3 separate regions of the Homo sapiens genome follow, and regions 1 and 3 are each linked to region 2. Evidence: chromatin loops called from intact Hi-C (ENCODE). Cell type or tissue: PC-9. All regions are shown on one strand. Region 1 overlaps TGM2 (transglutaminase 2). Region 2 overlaps RPRD1B (regulation of nuclear pre-mRNA domain containing 1B). Region 3 overlaps TGM2 (transglutaminase 2).

Evidence for each region. Peaks named below come from ENCODE experiments on the same cell type or tissue, not always from the same donor. Only the 100,000 strongest peaks of a DNase experiment are listed, where the experiment ranks them.
Region 1: it touches region 2 in a loop (5-fold over the local background); 8 of 110 quality-filtered maps call a loop at or near these places.
Region 3: a loop joins it to region 2, with 4 times the contacts of the local background. A loop is called at or near these places in 13 of 110 quality-filtered maps.

What each region holds. Positions count from the first base shown.
Region 1 is chr20:38,139,756-38,147,755 of GRCh38, forward strand. It overlaps TGM2 (transglutaminase 2), which reads right to left. Exons shown (of 13, transcript NM_004613.4): 6 at 6,962-7,139; 7 at 2,309-2,444; 8 at 1,527-1,630. Among named protein-coding and RNA genes, the nearest start is that of TGM2, 22 kb to the right of the region's middle. RefSeq lists enhancers at 2,480-3,149, 3,150-3,818. In PC-9, no CTCF peak of the experiment used is centred here; DNase peaks (open chromatin) are centred at 3,746, 4,236, 4,606 and 5,696; H3K27ac peaks cover 7,241 bases.
Region 2 is chr20:38,069,324-38,077,323 of GRCh38, forward strand. All of the region lies in intron 6 of RPRD1B (regulation of nuclear pre-mRNA domain containing 1B), which reads left to right. Among named protein-coding and RNA genes, the nearest start is that of RPRD1B, 40 kb to the left of the region's middle. RefSeq lists an enhancer at 4,042-4,151. In PC-9, CTCF peaks have their summits at 4,321 (motif pointing right) and 4,521; a DNase peak (open chromatin) is centred at 4,128; H3K27ac peaks cover 1,103 bases.
Region 3 is chr20:38,130,712-38,138,711 of GRCh38, forward strand. TGM2 (transglutaminase 2) reads right to left here. Exons shown (of 13, transcript NM_004613.4): 10 at 7,402-7,674; 11 at 1,629-1,789; 12 at 382-518. Among named protein-coding and RNA genes, the nearest start is that of TGM2, 31 kb to the right of the region's middle. In PC-9, no CTCF peak of the experiment used is centred here; DNase peaks (open chromatin) are centred at 1,010 and 4,030; H3K27ac peaks cover 7,248 bases.

The DNA of each region.
Region 1 (8,000 bases), 70 kb after region 2:
ACCACGCGGCCCTCTGACGGAAGGACTCCACTTCCAGGAGGGCACCACAGGGCAAGGGTTCAGAATAGGGGCTCTGGAGCACAACTTTTAAGGTTCAAATCCCAGCTCAGCCTGTTATTAGCTGGTGACTTTGGGCCAGTCACTAACTTCTCGAAGCGGCAGTTTCATGTGGAGATAAGATCTGGACCACCTAATGAGCATTCCTGAATTATAGATGTAAAGCTCATAGCCTATACTAAATGCTATGCAAGTATTTGATAAATAAAATGGAAATGTATCCCAGACATCCTGAGGAAATTATGGAGCCAAGGACAGGCAACATGTTAGCAAGGAGGACATCTGTCTCGTTTCCTGCTCATACTGAGAGTGGAGCTCAGTGCCCCGCATGGGGCCAGCCCCAGGGCGTGTGTGTTCTCCAAGTGAATACGGGTGCCTGATGTTTACGTAAGTGTGGTTGATAACCGCCCCACACTGTCCGCAGACTTCCAATGCTGAGGACTAGAGGCTGGATAGATACAGTCTAGCACATCCATGTGATGGACCACGGTCACATTAAATAAAAATTCAAATCACAGAAAACTATCTGCTGGAGAAATGCCAATGCTTTATCCAGAAGTGGACAGAGCTGGGAAAAAATGTTCCATGCCGCTGGAGGTCTTAAACCAGGGCCCACGGATCCCCCCAAGGCACTACCAACAGAATTCAGGGGTCTATGAACCCTATGATGGGGAAAAAAGGGTATCTTTGTTTTCACCATAGCACTTTCTTCAATTGCAAAAGCAGGAAATGACCATAGCAGCCTGAGGAGCACTTAGGACTTGTCACTCATAAGAACCACAGGCGTGGTCATTACAACCTTACAGCTGTCCCAGATGGCAGGAAATTAATTTATGCTCATAAATTATCTCTACAACTATATTATGGAACTTACTGACTCTACCGCTAGATCTTGTTCTATAAAGAAGCATATGTTATTATATCATAAATTCATTTTTTAAAACTTGTGACAACTGTATTTTAATGTAATTGGTTTTCTTTGTAACGCTATGTATTATATTTTATACATTTAAAAATATTCCTAGAAAGTGTCCATATGCATCACAAAATTGTGCCTTAGTGTACTCTCTCTTTCAAACACACAGGTACTACATATATATATGTGTGTTTATATACATACATATATAAACACACACATATACACCCGCATACAAATACACGATTTGAAATCAGTGGAAGCTCGTGTGAATGTTAATGCTGCTTATTTTAGAGGGAGGAGACAAAGATGCTATTTGATTTTTTTCTTTGAGCTTCTCTGTATTTCCTGCTTTCCGCAATGCACGTGAATTATTTTTGAGATTTATCAAGAAGTGTGTTATTAAGATGTAAGTGAGGTCCCCCACCCTTCTGTGGACCCATCAGTGGTCTCCGGGTGAGCTCCTAGTTCTGCCGCCCTCCAGCTGAGTCACTTTAACTCTCCAAGCCTCGTCTTCCCCATCTGTTTGACGCGACAGTGCCCGCCCACGCACCTTCGCTCTTCTCCTGGGGCGTTGGGTCCAGGGCCTGCCAGCCCTCGTACCCCGGCTGCAGGTCCGGCCTGGTCATCCACGACTCCACCCAGCAGTGGAAGTTCCTGAGGGGGATAGGGGGGCGGGAATGAAGCAGAACATGAGCAACATTCATCGCCACCTCCCACGGGCAGACCATGCATTCATGTCCCCAGATGCAAGCTCGCCTCGTCCCAAACTGAGCCCAGGGTGTCTCCCCACTGCCTTGTTCTTCCCCCCACGGGGGCCCATCTCACAGCACCCTCTCTAGCCAAGGCGCCCACTCCTACACCTCAGAGCCCTTCTCAACTCCTCTCCCCTCCTTGCCCCTCTCAGTGGCCCCTTTGACCTCCTAATTTCTTGGCTCCATCCCTTCTTTTCTGTCCGTTCAGGGCTTATCACTCCCCACCTGGACCACGCCCCAGCCCCCCGCCCATCTCTTCCCCTCTAGCCCTCCTGGCAGTTGTCAGCCCCGCCCTCTCCCACTCTGAATCCTTGAGTGACAACCTATTGCTTTTGGAATCAAGCCTGGGCCCCCTAATGTGGCATTCCAGACTCCCGACAACATTTGCAGCATGATTCTTCCTGAGGCCCCATCATGTATGTGGTTGACTTTCCCTCTAGGCCTTCCCCAAGCCTGCTCAAATACTGCTGAACTTTTAAGGCCCAATTCAAATGTGACCTCCTCCAAGAAGCCCTCCAAGGTTTCCTCTCCATGGGGCCCTCCCTACTGGGCTCCGATCCCACCCTGGCCCCCACCTCACCAGATCATCTCGCTCTTGTCACCCTGGATCTCCCCAAACTCATTGCGGAAGTACTCGATGAGAAGGTTGCTGTTCTGGTCATGGGCCGAGTTGTAGTTGGTCACGACGCGGGTAGGGATGCCCAGGCACCTCAGCACTGTTGGAGAGGAGTGGAAAGCGGGGTGAGGTCCTGGAGACATCCGCCCTGCTCTGGGCCTCCACCTGCCCATCTGCATTCCAGGGAACACTGTACCTGCTGTCCAAGTGCTGAGAACATGAGCCAGCCCTTCCTGCCGGGACAATGGCGCCCACCTCTCTGGTCACCCCATGTCCATTCTATGCCCCTCACATCACAGTTGCCAGAAGGAGACTCTAAAATACAAACCCCGGCCAGGCGTGGTGGCTCACGCCTATAATCCCAGCACTTTGAGAGGCCGAGGGGGGCCTGAGGTCAAGAGTTTGAGACCAGCCTGGCCAATATGGTGAAACCCCGTCTCTACTAAAAATACAAAAATTAGCCAGGCATGGTGGTGCACGCCTGTAATCCCAGCTACTCAGGAGGAGGCTGAGGCAGGAGAATTGCTTGAACCTGGGAGGCGGAGGTTGTGGTGAGCCAAGATTGCACCACTGCACTCCAGCCTGGGCGACAGAGTGAGACTCCATCTCAAAATGAAATAAAGTACAAATCTGATGTCACCACTCCTGTGATCAATTGTCCTTGGTTCCCCATGGCCCTTGAGGTCAAGGCCAGTGCCCTGGCCATGGCCCTTGGCCCTGCAGGGTCTGGCCCCTGAACCCCTCCTCGCACGCTGTGCTCCTCCACACTGGCCTCCAGCATGCTCTGCCTCTGCCAGCTTCAAGGCATCGGTGTCTGCAATTCCCTCTGCCTGGAAGGCTGCCTGCCAGGTTCAGGTTGCCCCATCATTTGCATTCATAGCACGGCTGGAGATCCTTCATCCTTCCAGTGTACAGGCATGTGAGGGATTCTTTAATTAGTCCTCCAAGGCCAGTGAGGGATCTGTCTTATGTTAGATCCTGGAGCCCAGCACAGGCCTGTCATTGACTATTTTGTCAAATGGGATGAAGGAGTGGAGGAAGGAGAGAGGAGAGGAAAGAGGGAGGGAGGGAAGGAGTGATTGAATGACTGACTCTCCCCAAGATAGGGACTTAAAGACTCAAACAGCAGAACAGGCAGAGGAGGGCACAGAGGTCGGGAGACCCAGCTGCTTTCAGCTGTGTGACCTGGGACCAGTCCCTTCATGTCTCTGGGCCTTGGTTCCATCTCTTTGTGCATTAGTGATGCCACTGAGGACTCATCATCATTCCCAATGTACAAGAACACGGATGCACGTGGCCCTATAAATAGGTCGCAGCACAGATCAGGGTCCTCAGACTTGTCCGGAGGGAGGGCCCTGCATACCTGCCAACGCCCTGTTTGCTGGGAAAGGGGCTGATGTTGCAATGACAGGTTAAACAGCAACAGGACATTGACTGGCATCTGCAAGCTGAGCTCAGCTCAGAGAGGCGAGGAGCACAGGGGAGGGAGGAAAATCCCGGTGTGGATCTCACCCACACGGCCCACTGGGTGCTCCTGGCAGACGGAATTATGGGTGCTTTTACTCTCTCATTTTAAAAATGTGCTTTTTATGTGTATTGTAAAAGTAACAGATTCCCAGAAAAAAATATCTAAAAAATGAAGAGAAACAAGATTAGGCGTAATAAGGTAATCTGTGGGACTTTTGTTTTACTTTTAGTTTTGATTGAAGTTGAGTTTGGGAGTGGGGGAGAAGGGATGCGACCTTTGCCCTGGGGCCACCATCGATAGGCCAGGGTAAGAGCTTACTGGTTGGCCCTGGATTCCTGCCAGGAGATTTGTAGGAGCTTCGAGGAAGGAGGAAGGAACAGCTATGACCTCCCCCTCTTGCCTGGTTTCTGTCCCCCTGAGGCCTGGGCAGGGCTCAGCCCTAAGGCTGCCCTCAGTGAAGGCTGGTGTCCTAACCACAGGTCTTATCCCACCATGCAGTGGGCCTGAGGACAGACCGGAGGACGGGGGAGGTCTGTCTCTGCTTTCCAGGGAGCCAAGTGCCACTCTTGCCCCAGGGGTGGTGTCCCGGGAGGCCTCCTCATCAGTCTAACAGGAGGCTGCCCCAGCACCGTGCACACCTGGATCAGAGACTGACCCTGCTGCTCACCAGCTGTATGACCTTGGGCAAGCCACTCCCCTCTCTGAGCCTCCATTTCCTCCTCAGTAAGACAAGCTAATAATAGCAGCTTGTGGGGATTTGTGGTGATTCAGAGAGAGGCCGCGGGTGTGGGCACAGCCTTGTCTGCCCATTCCCAGAGCAAGCATTGAGGGGGTGCTCGGGAACAGCACAGTGTGTCATGGTGCCCGTTACGGCAAACGTCGTCCATCAGTGCTGGCTGATTCATGGACATTGAGGAAGTACAGTGAGGGATCCGGCTAAGAAAGCTGGAATGCCAGGCTCCCCTGGAAATCCCCAAACCCAAGCCTAACCGGAGCCAGAGACTGTGCTAAGTGATCTCTCCCTGGTATTAAGAGCTTCCTATGAATGAGATCAGTCACCATTGTCTCCATTTTATAGATGAGGAAATTGAGGCTTGGAGGCATCAATTCTCTTGCCCAAGTCCACCCAGGGGTTAGTGGCAGAGCTGGATTCAAACCCAGGCAGTCCAGCTCCAGAGTTCATGGGCCAATTCACCATTGGCTCCCCACGTGAACTCCACGGCCACAGTGGTCAGACAGCCCTTTTCTTGGCCAAGTTTTCCCTGGCTCCATCCTACACAGCCTGGGAAGAGGCTGCGGGGACCAGAACACAGCCCTGCAGTGGGCAGCTGAGGGGCAGGATCTGCTGCTCAATCTTCAGGCGGCCACAGCCCAGGGTGACCAGGATGACCAGGGTTTCTGCCGGTGAGCCTGGGGATCCAGGTCTTGGATTTCGGGGTTTTTCCAGGAAAACCCATGGGCTTCTTTGAAAAGAGGTGTTTTAGGGCTCTCAGAGGGAAGTGTCTGGCATGAAGGAGTTTCCACAAGAAAAAGGAATTCAGAGGTCACGGGGAACAGGCAGTCCCAGGCAGAGAGGCAGGAGTCAGAAGGCAAGGACAGCCGAGCTGAGAACCTAGGTTAGGCTGCCCTGACCCAGCCTGCTGGTGTGGAGGATGTGCTGGGGGCCCTGCCAGGCACCCTTTCCTGGGCCTTAGCACTGGTTTTGGAATCAGAAAAGCTGGAAGCCCCAGACCAGCCTTTTAGATTGAGCCTGGTAATAATAATAGTCGTGACAATAAATAGTATCATCACATAAGTATTTTCTATTATGCACCCAAAATCATTTTAAGCACTTCCCACATTCATTTATTTATTTAGAGATGAGGTCTCGCTCTGTCACCCAGGCTGGAGTACAGTGGTGCAATCATGACTCACCGCAGCCTCGACCTCCTGGGCTCAAGTGATCCCCCTGCCTCAGCCTCCCAAACAGCTAAGACTACAGGTGCACCACCACCACGCTCAGCTACCTCACACATATTAACTCATTTAATCCTCACAACCATCCCAGTATAAAGGTACTACCGTTGTGCCCATTTTACATACAATGGAACTGTGGTTCAGAGGAGTTAAGTGATTTACCTAAGGACACACAGCTGGTAAGAAGCAGAGCTAGGATTTGAACCCAGGCCTTGACTTCAGAATTTGTGCTCTCTCTCTTTTTTTTTTTTTTTTTTTTTTTTTGAGAGAGGATCTTGCTCCGTTGCCCAGGCTGGAGTGCAATGGTGCAATCATAGCTCATTGCAGCCAACCTCCAGGGGTCAAGCGATCTTCCTGCCTCAGCCTTCTGAGTAGCCAAGACTCCAGACACACAACCATGCCTGCTAATTTTTATTTTATTTTATTTTTTTGTAGAGACAAGGTCTCACTATATTGCCCAGGCTGGTCTCAAACTCCCGGCCTCAAGCAATCCTCATGTCTTGAGTCTACGTTCTTAGCCAGCATGTGATGCTAACCCATTCTCATAAGCACCATCATCAGCCTGGCAACAATCATCGACATTTTCTGGCCTTAAATTTTGAAGATTTTTGTTTTAGATTTATTTTACTTTTTTGGTTTTAAATTGCTCGATATTCCCCCTCTACATTTTAGAACATGCTTTCTTTCTTGACACTGATATTACTGTTAGGATCCAGTTATTACTGGCTAATATTTGCCGAGAGTGACACTGGGCTAGGTTCTGTGCTGAGTAGCTTCATGTCACACCCACTCTAGGAGGAAGGTCTTGATGTTGTCCCCATTTTCCAGACGAGGAAACTGAGGTTCAGAAAGAAGTCATTTGCTCAAGGTCACAGAGCAAGTGGTGGGAGGGAGGGGGTTTTTAACTCAAGTTAAAAATCCTGAGTTTTTGAGAACGTGGGCTCCAGTGCCCAAGTTCTCAGCCCTGAGCCCATGCAGTCTCTCCAATGATAGCCCTTGATCCTAACAACCACTGGAGGGATGGCTATTGGATAAAGGACCGGAGAGGGTGGTCACAGGCTCTAGGCCACATAGCGCATTGAGAGTGTTGGTGGCAGGGGGCAGGACCAGGGCAGGGATGTCCTGATTCCTACTCCAGTGCTCTTCGTGCCCCCTCCCAGGGCTCATGACCCACATCCCAGCGTGCAGCTCACCTGTGCAGGCCACGGCGGCGAAGACCCAGCACTGGCCATACTTGACGCGCTGGCAGCCGTGGTTCTTCCAGCGCCGCAGGATGTCCACGCTGCCGATCCAGGACATGGGGCTGACGCCGTCCCCGTAGTTGTTGTCCCAGCGTCCCAGCAGCACACCCTGGTCATCGTTGCAGTTGACCTGCAACCAGTGGGGCAGCACGGGGACTGAGCCTGGGATGGGGTGTCGGCTGTGCCGCCTGGGTGAGCCTGAGTACAGCAGGGGGTGAAAGCTGGGGAGGGGAGCTCCAGGGTGAGGAAAGAGCAGGTGCAAAGGGGCCATCGTGTGACAGACTGGTGTGCGGCAGATGGTGGGGGCTGGAGCCGGGGGACAGGAGGGAGATGGGGAAGAAGGAGGTGGGGCAGGGTCAAGGACTTGAACGCGATACTGGGGATGTGACTCTGTCCTATGAACACAGGATTGCTCGGGAGTGACATGGTGTGATCTAAGTTTTACAAAGACCCGCTTGGGCCCCCCACCCCAGATTGTGTCGTTCCCCCTAAACTCCCATTACCTCGAGAATAAAATCAGCCTCCTGACCATGATCCAAGAGGCCCTTCTGGTCTCACCCCTGCCCACCTCTGCAGCTTCCTCTGCACCCACGGGCCCTGCTCACTCCACTCCAGGCACACTGGCCTCTCTTCCTTCCTCAAACCTGCCAAAGTCGCTCCCTTCTCAGGGCCTTTGCACAGCTGTGCCCTCTGCCTGGAATGCCCTTCTCCTGGGTACCACCTTAGGGAGCCCCTCAGCCCCTCCCTGAGCCTGGCCCTGCAGTCCAACGCTCTCACACCTCGGGTTCCTTCAGAGCGTGCACCATCATTTATGAACCATGTGAACTGCCTGCTCGTTCATATGGTAGTTTGGTTAGTGTCTGTCTCCCCTCCCCTCCCCTCCCCTCTATAACACAGTCTCCATAAAGCTAGAGATCACACAGGACTTGCACACAGCTGTCTCCCCAGTGCTTAGGACATAAGTGGTACTTGATAAATATTTACTGAAGAA
Region 2 (8,000 bases):
ACCAAACCACTTGATCGTACATAATGTAGATTAAGGAGGCATTTGGCGGTTCTGATTGTGGTTTAAGGTAAGTCCAAACTTCCTGTCAGGCAATAAAACCTTTTTGTAAAAGGAACTAGCAGTTGAAGAAGAGAAGCATGTTTATAAATGGGGAGCAGTTAGACTGGACCAGACAGGTATCTGAAGAAAGACAAAGTCAGATGTGGGAAGGAGGTGCTGCAGACCACCAGTGGGAGATTAAGGTCTGTGCTCTTTAAGAAGCTACGTATTCATTCAGGGAGTCAGCAAAGCCTGTGCCAGCCAGATGTACAAAGATGGGCACGATGCACTTCTCCCCTCAAAGGGCTTATGCTCTAGTCAGGGGGAAATAGCAGCAAACAAGGGGTTAGGGTAGAATTCAAGATAGGTTGTCAGTAAGGAAAATATTCTCACTTGTGTCTACCTTGAAATAGACCAAGAAAAAAATGAAGATGCTAATAATAATTTGATCAGATGCTTATTAAAATTGTGAGAGTTATCAAATCATGGACAGTTTCTGAAACTGTAATGCCTTCAGCAGGTCTCCCAAAGTTTGCTAGACTGTATACTCTTTGAGTGCTCTCACAGTGCCAGGAACATATTTGTTCCTCAGTAAATACTTGTTCTGTGAAATCCATCACTTGATGTAACCTTTTTCTATAGAGAAAAGGGTTTTTTTTTAAGGTTGCATTAAAAGTGGCTTAACAAATCTGATTTAATGATTGGTTGTAAAGAATATGTTAGTACGGAAAGGTAACCATTTTTAGAAGTTTCTGTAGGTTTTCTCCTTTGTACTACTTTTCTTTTTTCCTTTAAGTAGAATTATGCTTTATTCTGAGATAATCATCTTTTTTTGTTTGTTTGTTTTTGACTTTTGCTTCAGGGTGTCATGATTGACTTTGGCCTATGATGTTGGCCCTTAAACACCAGGCAAGGGTGGAAGGAATGCTGCTGAAAATCTGTGGGTAATGTTTTTGTCATGAACATGAGAAAACCTAGAAATGGAGAAGGCACGTGGAAGGAAGCACAAATGGCAGCCCAAAGAGGAGGTTAGAGAATGTGGAGGGTATAGAAGAAAGCCCATTCAGAAAGGCAAAGGCCAAAGATACCAGAAAAGCCTTCCAGCTTCACTTCCAGAGCAAAGAGAAGCTTTGTTTGTGGTTGACAGAGGTGACTACATTACTCCCAGATGTCTGCTCAAAGCTCATAAGACATAGCGTGAGTGGGTTGGATAGGGTTCCTGTCTTGTCAGCGTGAATAAAGCATGATACAGACATGTTCTGTTAGCATGATCAGTGCATGTGGAAGAGTGTGTGTGTGAGAAAGAAACCTATTTGTACAAGTATTAAGGAAAGAAAAAAGGTCAGGAACCTGCAGTTTTCCCTTCTTAACTGTGATTTTTTTTTTTTTTTTTTTGAGACAGACTCTTGCTCTGTTGCCCAGGGCTAGAGTGCAGTAGAGCAATCTGAGCTCACTGCCTCCCGGGTTCAAGCGATTCTCGTGCCTCAGCCTCCCGAGTAGCTGGGACTACAGGCGCATGCCACCACACCCAGCTAATTTTTGTATTTTTAGTAGAGATGGGGTTTTGCCATGTTGGGCAGGCTGGTCTCGAACTCCTGATCTCAGGTGATCCACCTGCCTTGGCCTCCCAAAGTGTTGGAATTACAGGCATGCGCCTCCATGCCTGGCCTTAACTGTGAATTTTATTCAGATCATGGTGTCTGACTGTCAGCGATCTAGAACTGAAAGCAGATAGTCCTGTGTTGACCCACATGCCACATGGTGCACACACACAAAGATGATATGCCACACAGGGAAGAGCTCTTGAGAAATTTGTTCCAAGCTGCAGATTTATTGTTTTAGTTGAGGTGAAATTCATATAACGTAAATTAACCATGCACTTCAAAGTGCACACATTTTGGTGGCATTTAGTACGTTCACAGTATTGTATCAAGTTCCAAAACATAATTGTGTCTGGCTTCTTTCGGCACGATGTTTTCAAGATTCATCCCATGTTGTAGCATATATCAGTACTTCATCTCTTTTATGGTAGAACACTAATCTGTTGTATGGATGTGACACAGTTTATAACCTGTCTATGGACATTTGAGTTGTTGCCACCTTTTGGCTCTTATGAATAGTGTTGCTATAAACAGTCATGTGGAGGTTTTTGTGTGGCCATATCTTTTCATTTCTCTTGGTTATGTATAAATCTAGGAGTGGAATTGCTGGGTCATATGGTAATTCTATGTAACATTTTGAGGAACCATCAGACTGTTTTCCACAGCAGCTACATCATTTTACATCCCCACTAGCAATGTGCGTGGGTTCCAGTTTCTCCACATCCTCATCAACATTTGTTATTGTCTCTTTATTTTCGACAACCTACATGTGCAGGTTTATCTCATTGTGATTTTGATTTGCATTTTGCTAATTACTAACGATACTGATCATCTTTCAGTATGCTTGTCGGCTGTTTATCTTTGGAGAAATGTGTGTTCAATTCCTTTGCCCATTTTCAAATTGGGTTATTTGCTTTTTTTGAGTTGTAAAAGTTCTTTATATATTGTGGATAATATACCTTTATCACATAAATGATTTGCAACTATTTTCTCCTATAAGTTGTCTTTTCACTTTCTAGGTAATATCCTTTGATGTGCAAAAGTTTTTTATTTTTATGAGTTCCAATTTATCTATTTTTGTGGTTGTTGCTCATGCTTTTGGTGTCACATGTAATAATCTGTTGCCAATCCCAGGTCATGACAATTTTTTTCTGTGTTTTCTTCTAGAAGTTTTATAATTTTATGTCTTAAATTTACGTTCTTAATCTGTTTTGAGTTAGTTTTTGTATGTGGTGTGATGTAGGGGGGGACCAACTTCATTCTTTTGCCTGTAGATATCCATTTGTCCCAGCACCATTTGTTGAAGAGACTACTCTTTTCCTCCACCTGAATGCCCAGCACCCTTGTCAAAAATCAATTGGCCACAGATGTATTGGTTTATTTCTGGATTCTCAATTCTATTCCATTAATGTATATGTCTATCCTATGCTCATACCACACTATCTCCATCACTGTAGTTTTGTAGTAAGTTTTAAAATCAGTAAGTATGAGTCCTCAGAGTTCTTTTTCAGTATTGTTTTGGCTATTTAGGATCGCTTGCAATTCCCTATGAATTTAACAATCACCTTTTCCATTTCTGCAAAAAAGGTAATTGAAGTTTTACTAGGGAATGCATTGAGTCTGCGGGTCACTTTGGGGAGTATTGCGATTTTAGCAGTCTTAAGTGTTTCAGCTCATGAACAGGGGATGTCTTCACATTTATTTAAGTCTTCAATTTCTGCTGCAGAATTTTAAAAAGCACTCTAGGAGAGTGTCATTTACTGATGCATTTGATATTATAAAGGCCCTGTCTAGGTTTTGGGACCACAGATGGAGGGCAGTGGTATCACCTTTCAATAATGTTAACCCCCACCTCTAGAAGATATGAGTATTTTGTGTATGGACTCAATGGAGTCACCAGGGCACAGTCACAACAGCAGCTTTACAAAGTAAAGTGACACATAGAGGCCTGGATATCTAAGTAAAGTGATTAGCAGGATTATTGAGCTGGACAGAACCTTAGAGATCATATAATCAGACTTCTGAATTGGTGAAGAAACCTAGAGAGAGAGGTAGCTGCAGACCAGCATAGAGTCCAAGGCAGACATCTGGTAACTTCATCAGATTTGTACTTTTGTTTTGATTTCAGAATTTTGATTCTGCAACATCAACAGCAGGAAGACATCTTACACAGAATAGTAGCCAAAGTTTAATCATTTAAACAGTTCCCAAGAATCTTGTTGTAGAGAAATGACATTTTATGTGGGGTCATAAAATGATTGCATGAAAGCATTCTAAGTGTGAAAGAACCTACTCTGCCACCAAGGTTCTAAGTACCTGCCTCGCTGTACCCCTGCTCACGCTCTTGCTCTGATAGGAGGGGAGAAATTGGCTCATGAACTTAAAGCTGCTGGTGTTTCTCCTCGCTTGGCACCTCCCCCTTGGCTGTAATGACTACTCAGGAGTAGAGCCTCTGACTTCAGACAACACAGCTGGGAAGGGGGAAATGGTTCAGAATCCAACATTGCCTTATGACTCTTCATATTTCTGTTTGATTGTGGTTATAACAACTTGAGAAATTCTTTGGCTACAGTTGAAGGGGTGCTCAACCAAAATGATGGCAGATTGTTGTTTTTGGCAGCACCTCCCTGCAGGGTGCAGATGGTTAGAAGCTTTTGTTTCAATATTAGGCCAGGCAGTAGGGGGAGATAGAGAGCTCCTTTTTTGTCAACTTTGGAGTAAATTCGTCTTTCCTATGATGATCAAAGCCAGTATCTCAGTGTCCTATCATGGTAAGGACAGATGGGAGCCGGTGATCTAATTGTCATTTTAGGTAAGAGCCCTTGGGTTTATGTGAACACTTCAGGGTCACAGAGGAAGCCAGTGAGGACCAGTACCTGGATCTTCTGACTCCTAACTACAGTGATCATCCACTGTGTTCTCCTGGGAGCTGAGAGGCCCTGCCTAGTGCCGGCCCCCTCCTCTCAGTCCTCTAAACTCACTGCCCTTCTGTAGTATTCAAGTCTGTCCTCCCTAGGCTGGCAGCTCTGTCAGCACCCAGGTTGTTAGAATAGTTGTTAAAACAGGTCATTCTGTTGCCAAGTAATTACGGGGCCTTGCACTCAGTACCTTCCCACGAAGCAGGCCGTAGTGTGCTTACTGCTCTCCCTTGCCTTTCCATCCCCTACTTTGATGTGGGAGTTTTCTTTCTTTTTACTTTTCTTTTATTTTCTTTTTTTCCGCCAGTTTCCCTCCAATATGTGAGGACTTTTATTGAGTTAATGTGTGGGCTTCTGTGAGTGATTTGGAGTTCCTTGGATTTCTTTTATTCATTTTAGTCTACTGACCCTACTGCTTAGGCCCAGTTTATAGCTGGAGCTTTTATCTGTTGGGTGTGTGTGTGTTTCTTTATTACAATGTGAAACCTATGATACTTATTTTTCACTCCAGGAAAATAATGCCACATTATAATGTACTTCACATACTTAGTGACTTAAGAACATGATTTGCCAACATTTGAGACTTTGAGACTTTACATTGAAAAAGTGACACGGTTTTAAGGCTTTCCCAGCAAGAATTCATGCCTTTAGCCATAGTACCGTTTTCATATTTGTAGCCCAACTTCTGTGGGCAGTGTAACCCCTGCTTGATGGAACAGTGCCACTGAGTTTCAGCTGGTATATGTAGCACTAATTTTTCATATTTATGGAATGCATATAATATGAAGTTAAAACAGCACCTGGGCCTCTTATTACTCCTGCCTGCCAGAACATTCACTCTGGTTCAACTAGTACTCAGGGTTTTTGTTTTTGTTTTTGTTTTCTTTTTTTGATTGTAAAAGTAATACATCAGAGGAAACTTAGCAAATAAGTATAAAGAATAAAATTAGTCTCATTACCCAGAGATAACTATTTTTAATTTTTGCGTATTTCCTTTTCCTCTTAGTTTAAAATTAAACTGAATGATAACTTGCAGATAATTTTCTGTCATGCTTTTTTCTTAACATGATTATTTTTCCTTGTAAATAAAAACTTTATAAACATTGTAAATGATTGCTTGAATACCTGTGGTTGGATAGTCAATGATTATTTGTATTGAGCACTTGTATGTTTCTGTCTCTGTCTCTTAGCTTTAGGCTAACTTTCAGTGTTTGGATTATTTTCTTCCTGTAGATTTCTAGAAGTGGTTCTATGTATATGTGCAGATGTCTGCTTGTCTTTTAAGTATACTGAAGGTCATATACATTTCACGGTCTCTGCCACCAGAATGCGTTCCTGCTGTAGGAGTTCTTGTCTTTTCCAAAGCATCTTAACCAGTCTAGGACTTCATTGAGCTTATTTTGTATAAACCTCTATACAAGTTAAGGATTAGTCTTTTGTTTTATGAAGGAGTAAACACAGAATAGTTTAATTAGACTAATGGAGCTCTCTTCTGGCTTTTAAATGATCTTGTTTACATTTGAGATAGCTGTGTGAAAATAGCACATACTTCTACTATAACATTGACTTGAGTGAGCATAATATTGAGAGCAAGGTTCAGATTGCAGAAATTTGAGCTGCCTGTTTGACCTAGTGGGTGCAAGTTATTTTGAGCAAGGTTCTATTTTAGTCTTTATGAATGTTCTTACTACTGTTAAGGTGGGCCTTCTACTCCCACTTAAAATTGGGATTCTGAAGAAAGTTAAAATTGGATTGTGGCATACTTTGCAATCTTGGAAGTTAATCTCTGACTTTGTTTTTCTGTCTCTAAAATGTTAGACTTGAAATAGATCAGAAAGAGTCATTTTCTGAGATCAGGGCAAAGTATTCTGGTTATAATCAGGAGTCAAGTGAAACCTTTGCAGATGAAAGCCATGAGCCCCAAAGATATGGCATGCTTTATGTGAAGAGGATGGTACTAGCCAGCTGTCATGATGGCTGTGCAAGCCTCCTTATTTGTTTTTTTCCTTATTGAGGTCCTTTATCTTTAAACATCTGTAGGAAGAAGTATGATTAGCTCTCTTTGCCTAATTCTGCCAGTAGCTACTTTGAGAATTTCAAGCACAATAACTTCGCAAACTTCAACTCAACAAAAATTTACCAGCAGCCTTTCTGAGAATTATTGGGGTTTGGACAGTAATTATGAATGGACAAATCCTACTTTTACTCATGATGTCCTTTTCCCAGTCCTTTCCTTTTGCTCACAGTGTGTCTGTTCTGTGGGGCATAGACTCAGTAGGAATTGTTCCCTTTAAGATACCATTTACCCCAATTATGGTGCAGTGATGATGATCTGCTTTGCATATTTCAGGTTCTTTTTGGCTTTTTCCATTGAAGCCAGTGGTCCTCCCAGCGTTTTATCTTTGATGTGACTTTTCATTGATAAAGTAACACTTTACCTTCCTGGGACAACAGATTCCAACACCTTAACTAATCTGAAGTTGTTAGCTTCCACCTTCCCTCGTCACATGGGACCTTTAGGGCCAATTTATTTTCCTGCCCACATGAGAAGTCTCCAGTAAACTAGCTGAAGGTCCTCAGCATGTAGCATGCTTTGTCTCTCCAGTGTTTAAAAGAAATCATCACATTCACATGAGCATACCCTCTGCACCACCCTCCCTTTATAACTACCACCATATCCACTTCCCTTGCTGCCTCTGCTTCTCAGCCTGTTGCAGCTTGGCATGCATGTCTACATTCCACCCAAGTGGCTGTCTTCAGAATTTCCCCCCTTCCCCCCACCCCTGCCCCCAGTGGTCTAATCTCAAAACCCAAAAGGTACTTCTTAGTCTCTGCCTCTTGGCTCCCTTTCTCTTTTTGGCCCTGTCTGCAGCATTTAATATTACTGTATTACAATGTATTTGCATTTCTGGTTTCTGTGTACCACCCTCTGCTGGTTCTTCTGCTTTTTCATCCTTCAATAAGCTTTTCTCCATGCCTTTATTGTAAATGTTGCCATTCCTTTAGCCTTTTCTCATTCTGGACCTTTTTTTTTTTTTTTTTTTTTTTTTTTTTTGAGATGGAGTCTCGCTGTTGCCCAGGCTGTAGTGCAGTGGTGCGATCTGGACTCACTGCAACCTCCCACCTCCTGACTTCAAGCAATTCTTCTGCCTCAGCCTCCTGAGTAGTTGGGATTACAGGCACCCACCACCACACCCAGCTAATTTTTGTATTTTTAGTAGAGACGGGGTTTCACCATGTTGACCAGGCGAGTCTTGAACTCATGACCTCAGGAGATCCACCCGCCTCAGCCTCCCAAAGCGCTGGGATTACAGACATGAGCCACTGCACCAGGCCTGGACCTTTTCCTTGAGTGCTTTATACTTAGGCTGGCTTCAGTTACCAACTGGATGTTGATGGCCTACCTCTAGATCTCTAGGTCAGACCTCTTCCATGTACTTCA
Region 3 (8,000 bases), 61 kb after region 2:
TGTGTGCTCGTATGTATGTGTGCAGCTACGTATCTATGTGGAAACACCCACGCATGCATATGTGTGTGCATGCTCATGTGTGGACATTCGGAGGGCAGATACCTGTCTATGTGAGGATGCACGTGTCTGCAGGTGAGCGCCTATTGACGGATGATGTCACTGTGGAGGTCTGTGGCAGATCTGTGCATGGGTGGTGTCAGCATTGACAGAGAATGTGACGGTGGGAACTCTAGCCCCAGGGTGTCTGGGAGTGGGCACAGCTGTGTGGGAGATGAGAGGAGGGGATTTTCAGCCAGGGCTTGGTACCTAAGGACAGTCTCTACCCCCACCGGCATCTGCCCGCTTCCCCCAGGCCCCAAAGCTAGAGCAGCCAGCACTTACATCTCCACCGTCTTCTGCTCCTCAGTCAGGCCGGCCCCCTCCACAGTGAAGGTGCAGCCTTCCAGGGCCACAGGGAGCGGGTTCTGCAGGGACACCTCAGCCACCAGCTTGCGTTTCTGCTTGGGCTCCCCAAGGATCTGGAAGAGGGCATGGGGCAGATGTCAAGGGCAGGTGGGATCCAGGCTGGGCTGTCTGCATTCACTGCAATTTGGCCCAATATTTGCTGAACAAAGCTGTACCCAGGTCTGCCACGATCACCCCCCCTCCCCCCACCTCTGTGCCTCAGTTTCTTCATCGGGAAAACACCGATTGTGCTACCGGCCCAGGTCTCCTGCATGGAGCTGCAATGAGGCTCCACGTGACCCAGGGGATGTCCAAAGTGCCTCCCTTGTCCCAGGGTCTGGAGGGGAAAGATCACAGGCTTTTGAGCCAGGCTGATCTCTGCCTCTTCTTCACTGTGTGACCTGGGGAAGTTACTCCCCACTCTGTACACCTTGGATTCTTCATGGGAGAGAAATGCCTGACTGAGGGTTCTTGTGAGGATTAACTGAGCTAATATGTGCAAGCTTCCAGCAGAATGTCTGACACACTGCTCACTGCCGCTCCCTCTGCTGTTTACCATTTAAGTGTAATTGTTGCCCTTAGGGGTTGTGGGCTGCGGCTCCTCTAAGTGAAGGGCTATAATGATGATGATGGCGATGATAAGGATAGTTAGCTTTCAGTGAGCCCTTATCATGTGCTGAGGATGGCTCTATGTGTTTCCTGTGGATATGCTTTTAATTCTTACAACACCCCTCAGTGCTATTATTAACCCCATGTTACAGATGAATAAACTGAGGCACAGAGGGGCAAACTCACATGCCCAGGGCTGCCCTGGTACAAATTCAGGCAGTGAGACTCTAGTCTGTGCCCTTCACTCCCCCACCCCACCCTGCCCCACCAGTGCCCAGTGCCTGGGGGTTCCAGCCTTAGTAGTATAGCATTTGAAGGATTCATGACTCTAAGATCCCCAAATTCCATGACCCTAACACTCTGGGATTTTCAGATTCATTCCTAGAGGCTACGAGTCCCCAATTCTCTAGGCTTCATGATGCTTTTCTTCGATGAGGCTAGGATTTGAGGATCGCTAAGGCACCAAAGGTCTGGAGCTTGCAGGGATGCAGGTGTGTGGGGTGGGGGTAGGGATCTGCCCTCTCCCCAGCGCTGAGCTGCCCTGGGACCCTGCCCCTTGCCCAGCCTGCCCTTACCCGGATCTTGATTTCTGGATTCTCCAGGTAGAGGTCCCTCTCAGCCAGCAGGTAGCTGTTGATAACTGGCTCCACGAGGAGGGCCCGCACCTTGATGAGGTTGGACTCCGTAAGGCAGTCACGGTATTTCTCATAGAGGATGCAAAGAGGAACGCTCTTCTCTGCAGAAGGGGAGAAAGGAGGGTGCTCATGATGCAGAATCACCCCTCCCAACTCTCTTGCAACTCCAAGAGGCACAGAGAGGGGAAGGAATGTGCTTGGGGTCACACAGCGGGGGAATGGCTGGGCGGATCCCTGAACTCCCCACTGTGGCTCCAGGGTTCCCAGCGAGGAGCTGGAGAGTGGACACTGAGCAGCGGGTAGAGGACGCACTTGGACTCCCACGGGCCTTGGTTCTAATCCTGCCTTTGCCTCTTCTAATGGGTGACCCCGCGTGAGCCACTCCACCTCCCAGGTCCTCGATGTTTGGATCTGCGTGGCACAGGCACTCCTAAGGCTGTGGGAGGATGAGCTGAGCGAGTGTCCCGGAAGAGCCTGGTGCGCTCGGGACTCAGGGTGTGTGAGCCGCGGGCCCTTCATCCTGGGGAGGATCAGAGCCGACATCTGCTTGCTGCACCAGGCACTGCACTTCCCACGGCGGGCTCCTACTTCACCTACATGACAACCCTAAAAGGCTTGTACGTGTATTACCACCCAACTTACAGATGAGAAAACTGAGTCTCCAGCAGGTGAAATAACGTTGTCCTAGGTCACACAGCTGATATGTACTGTGCAGGCATCTGGACTAATAATCCAGATCTTAGAGTCCAACAATATGGTCCACACTCACTGAAGAATGCCTCTCATGGACATAAGGTCATTTCCCTCCACGAGGCTCGTGATGCTGTACCCGTTGCACAGATGAAGAATCACCTCTGCCAGTAAGTGCTCAGATTGGGAGACTTGCCTCAGGCCCTGTCTGGCCACTCACTGGCTGTGTGAGCCCGGGGAGATGACCTCCCCTCTCTGTTTCCCCTCTGTTTCCTCTCTGTTCCCAGATCTTATCACCTGCTGGGCAGAGGTAAGACCAAGGGTCGTTGCAGAGCAAAAGCCGCACAGTGATATGGGGATGAGAAAGAAGATGGCAGGAACAAAGCTACCCACTGAAGTGTGGTTCTTAGCCCCATGTTTCTGAAAAGAACACTGAGGCTGGAGGACCTTAGCAGTTTAGCATTTTAAGGATTCATGTAGTTTAGCATTTAAGAAAACAGACCTGGGGTCTGTTTGTAGGAGGCAGGGAGGAGCAGTAAATAAATACAAGTAGTTGGGTGTAGTGGCTCGCGCCTGTAATCCCAGCACTTTGGGAGGCTGAGGCAGGAGGATTGCTTGAGCCCAGGAGTTTGAGACCAGCCTGAGCAACATAGTGAGACCCCGTCTCTATAAAAAATACAAAAATTCAAGCCGGGAGTGGTGGGGTGAGCCTATAGTTCCAGCTACTTGGGAGGCTGAGGTGGGAGGATCGCTTGGGCCTGGAAGGTCGAGGCTGCAGTGAGCCGTGATTGCACCACTGCACTCCAGCCTGGGCAACAGAGTGAGACCCTGTCTCAAGGGGGAAAAAAAGAGAGAAAATACAAACAAAGTCATGCATATTCAATTCTGGCCAGATACAGTGATGTGCTGTGGACTCTGAGTTTCAGACCTGAGTCTACTGCTAAAGAGGGAGATTGGCAAGGCTTAGGAGGCCAGAGGCAAATCAGCACCCTCAGAGACTTTCCCCAGGAGGTCACCAGAAGGACGGATTGAGACCCGAGGAGACAGTCACTTTCTCACTGTGGGATTCAAGGTTCAGGCTTTGACCTTGAACCTTTGACCGTGAACACTGGTGGTCTGCGTCCTCCTCTTTGGAAAATGCTGCCCCGACCTGCCCACCTCTTTGGCCTTTCATTCCCTGGGTGGATCTGCTCCAACCTCTCATCAGATGATGTGATCTGGGGAAGAAAACCAAACTTTTGTGCCAAAAAGGACAAAAGAGGGTGAAAATTACTAGGTCAAGACCTGGTGGTGCAGAGTGGAAATTCTAGCTAGCTCCACAGGAAAGAAGAAAAACATTATCCTCCGGGGGCTTGGAGGATGTGGCCCAACTGTCGACTATTCTAGGAGGTGGAGGCCAGGGCAGGGCTGGACCTTTGAAAGTCTCCGTCCACAAGCCAGTGGCCACGGCCTTGGTCTTGGGCCAGATGCTGGCTGGGAAGAGGAAACCTGTATGGTCAGTCTCAACCATTCTTTAGACAATTTGCCCTGTTCTAGAAGGTTACTCTGGGGACAGTCACCGAGGCCACATTGGCTGCATTCCTGTGACCCACCTGGAGGGATGAGGGAGGAGAGAGCATGAAAGGGTGGAGGCAGGAAGGAGAAGAGAAAGAAGCAGCAGAGAAAGGAGGCAGGGGTGGGGGCAACTGGATTCCTTTCAGCCATCCAGGGCCTGGCTTCCTGTCCACCAGCACACGGAAATTCCCCAGATCTTATCATCAAAGAATAACAAGTAACTCAACCACAGTATGGGGGCTTAGAGGGAACGCATCTCAGCTTGAGCTTGGCATTGGAGGTTCCAACAGGGGACTTGGACCAGCCTCACTTTCCAGCCAGAGGCCAATGCCCAGGACCTTCTGTCCTCCCCTTCCTCTCCCTGAAGGCTATGTCTCCAGTGGATCCCCAACAGGAGGGACCTGCTGCTCACCCTCTGTGGTGAGCATGTTCCTGGGAGGATGAGAAAAGTCAGCATGCTTGGCTGATGCCAGTGCGGAACAATGCTCTCAGGGTCCCGATGGTGACTTAGAGGTGAGGGCTGACTCCACAGAGGCCTGGGAGGAAGTGATTTTGGTGTGTCTGGCCCAGGCCTGGAGTTCACCTCATGCCACTCATTCTAGGACAGACACTTTCTCCCCTTGGAGCAGCTCTGAGCACGAGAAGGAGCTGGTGGGTGTGCACTGAAACGATGGGACTGGGTCTCCAATGTCAAGCCCAAGACTTCACCACTGCTCAATATATCCGTGTAACAAAACCGCACTTGGACCTCCTAAATGTATACACACACACACACACACACACACACACATACACACACACAAAACAGGGCTGGAAGGGCTCTTAAAAGAGGAAAGCACCTTCCCCTTTGTGTGAATGGGGAACCCATAGCCTTGCTGGAGGAGAGGAATACCCAGGAGCCCACAGCCAGGCAGCAGGCAGCAGGCAGCAGGAACTAGAACTTGGGTGTCCTTGTGTCCTGAACCCCCACACGCCTGTAGAGATGGATCCTGTCTCGGACTCTCGGGGCCTGGATGAGCAGCGAGGGCCGGGTCCTTTCTACACCACCGAGGTGTCAGGGACACAGGAACCCCCGAGCCCAGGGCTGACACCACTGCCTGGGACAGAAGGTGTTCAGGAAAGGTCCCGGGCTTCTCGCCTCCCCACGCCTCTTAGCACTCGCACTCAGGGAGGAGTGAGGGCCCCACCGTGTGCTGGTGCTGCTGTGCCCTTTCCAGATACCTCCTGAGCACGCATCCTCTCCCTCAGTCCTCACGGCTGCGGGCGCATCAGGCAGGCATGTCATCACCCCATGTAACAGGCGAGCATGACCTAAGACTCAGAGAGCATGTTCACCGCGCCCAAGGTGGTGCATTCAGAGGGCAGCAGAGCTGAGATTCAAAGCCAGGTCTTCCTGGCCTCGGGAAATGTCTTTCAACAGCTTCAGTGTTGGGCCCTGTCCTGGTACCAAGAGGATCTGCCCTCTGAGGGCCTGGCCCCTGCTGAGGAGTCTGCCCCGGGCCGGACAGTGGGTGTGCCCAGGGCGTGCAGCTCCAGGAGTGCCCACGGTGGGCCCAAGATAGAAAAACCAGGAGGCAGCAACTGTCAACACTGCAGACGCCCCGCCCGCAACACAGACCTGCTTTCTTAGGAGGGTGAAAGCTGTGCCCCAGACGCCAGCCCATGGGCACCAAGGGTCCAGGCACTGTCATAGAGGAGAGGGACGACCACTGGTTTGACAGGCAGGAGTCCGGGGAAAACAGACGGGGAAACAAACTCTGTAAACACAAACCATGCCCCACCCGAGGGCTCTCCAGCATCTCCAGGTGTGGCCACACTGAATCCCAGGCATGAGTGCCTACTGTGTGCACACTCTCTTACCCCCGATGGTCCTGCACTGTTGGATCATGACCCCCAGGAGCCTGATGGGGACGCTAAGGTGCAGGGGAGTGGCCATTTGCTCTGGTGACACAGCGAGATGCTGCCCAAAGACGATGTCCTACTTGATTCCACTGCCCCTCAGAGGATGGCCAATGTCTCATTCTGCAGCTCCCAGGTCCTCTCCTAGCCTGGAAACCCCTCTGCCCTCCTCACACCTGCAGGGCTCCAAATGGCAGAAAGTGGGATGGGGCTGCTGGGTGGTGGTGGGGCTGCTGGGCGGAGCCCTGGGCTTGATTCCTGGTCCCTCACTGCCTCGCTATGTGACCTCAGTGGCCACGGCTCCTCTGAGGGCCTCAAGCTTATATTTAGGAAGATAACCAGGCACAGTGACAAAGCCAGACAGTGGAAGGGACCCAGAGGACAACCACTGTGCAGGAAGCCTGGTGACAAAGTCTTGGCTCGGGGCTGGGTTGGGTGGTCTAATGACACCATGTCACTGCGAAGGGGATCTGCCTAAAAAGGCAACTAGGCTGGTGCTGGGGACACTGGAGAGGGACAATCAAGTCCAGGAAGAAAGCACTTCTCCCTGCAGAGGCCTGGACGCTCCCACCTTTGGCTCGCCGATCTGCTCTGCCCAACATAGCAGCTTCTGGCCACATGTGGCTGTCTAACTTTCAACACAATTAAAACTTTAGTTTTGGCCAGGTGCGGTGGCTCACACCTATAATCCCAGCACTTTGGGAGGCCGAGGCAGGTAGATCACTTGAGGCCAGGAGTCCGAGACCAGCCTGGCCAACATGGTGAAATCCCATCTCTACTAAAAACACAAAAATTAGCTGGGCATGGTGGTGCACGCCTGTAATCCCAGCTACTTGGGAGGCTGAGATTGCAGTGAGCTGAGATCGTGCCACTGCACTGCAGACTGGGCAACAGAGTAAGACTCCATCTCAAAAAAAATAAAAAAACAAGCAAACAAACAAACAAACTTTAGTTCTACGGTTGCACCAGCCACATTTCAAGCGCTTAGCAGCCACGTGCAGCTGGTGGCAGCCATGCTGGATAGGCGGTGCAGACTCAGCACGTCTCCATCACTGTGGAAAGTGCAACAGGCACTTTCCAAGGCGCTGGGTTAGAGACTTTTCTTTGAGGCCGAGAGCAACCAGAGGCACAGGAGAGGTTCTCGAAGGGCCCATGGAGAGAGGCTGCTGAGGCATGAGGGGCTGGAGACAGTGGAATTCACTGGGAGAGGGCAGCAGAGGGTCTGTGAAAGCAGTCAGGGGTCACACGAAGATGAGGTGAAACCAAACAGTATAGCTGCTGTGAGGACAGGTTAACTCCCCAACTGTGCAACCTTAAGAAAATTACTTAACCTCTCTGTGCCTCAGTCTACTCATCTGGAAAACGGAGCCATGTTAGAATCCACCCCCTCACTCTTGCAATAAGAATTAAGTGGGTTGATATTTATAAAGTGCTTAGGACAGGGCCTGCCCCAGAGTCAGCGCCATGTAAGTGTCTGTGGGGTGAAATCACACATGCTAAGTGGTTAGGTCACTACCTAGCATGTTGTCAGTTGGCGGTCAACAAATGCTCCAGGAACACAGGGCTTTACCAGAGAAAGGCTCCAGGTTGAGGTTGAGCAGGTACTTGGTGCCACACTCGGGCCCCAAGATCCCATTGTAGCTGACGGTGCGGGCACAGAGCAGGAGGCGGCAGACGTACTCCTCAGCGGTGTTGTTGGTGATGTGGGCAAAGACGTCAAAGTCACTGCCCATGTTCATGCTCTGGCCCACACGGATCCGCATGGCCATCCCTGTCTCCTCCTTCTCGGCCAGTTTGTTCAGGTGGTTCGCCCTTGTGAAGGCCTCCCTCTCCTCTGAGGACCCTGTAGGGGTTGAGAAGAGAGCCTCAATCACAGCTGGAATAGATCACAGGAAGGGGGCTGCAACAGGGCGAGCTGTCTTCGCAGAGGCCTGATGACTCAGGGCAGCCATGAAGGAGCCCCTTCTCTACATTTCTGGGCCAGAAGGACACAGCATTTCATTAATTTTCCACTAGTGAACTCCTATACATCCCTCAAGACTCAACCCCAAATGACCCCTCCTCCAGGAAGCCCTCTCTGACCACTCCTTCCCCTGTGTTGTTTTCTGTTTCAAACTTACCTTCTTGAGCTGCTCGAGGGCTAAGGCTGTGTTTTACTTATCCAGTGCC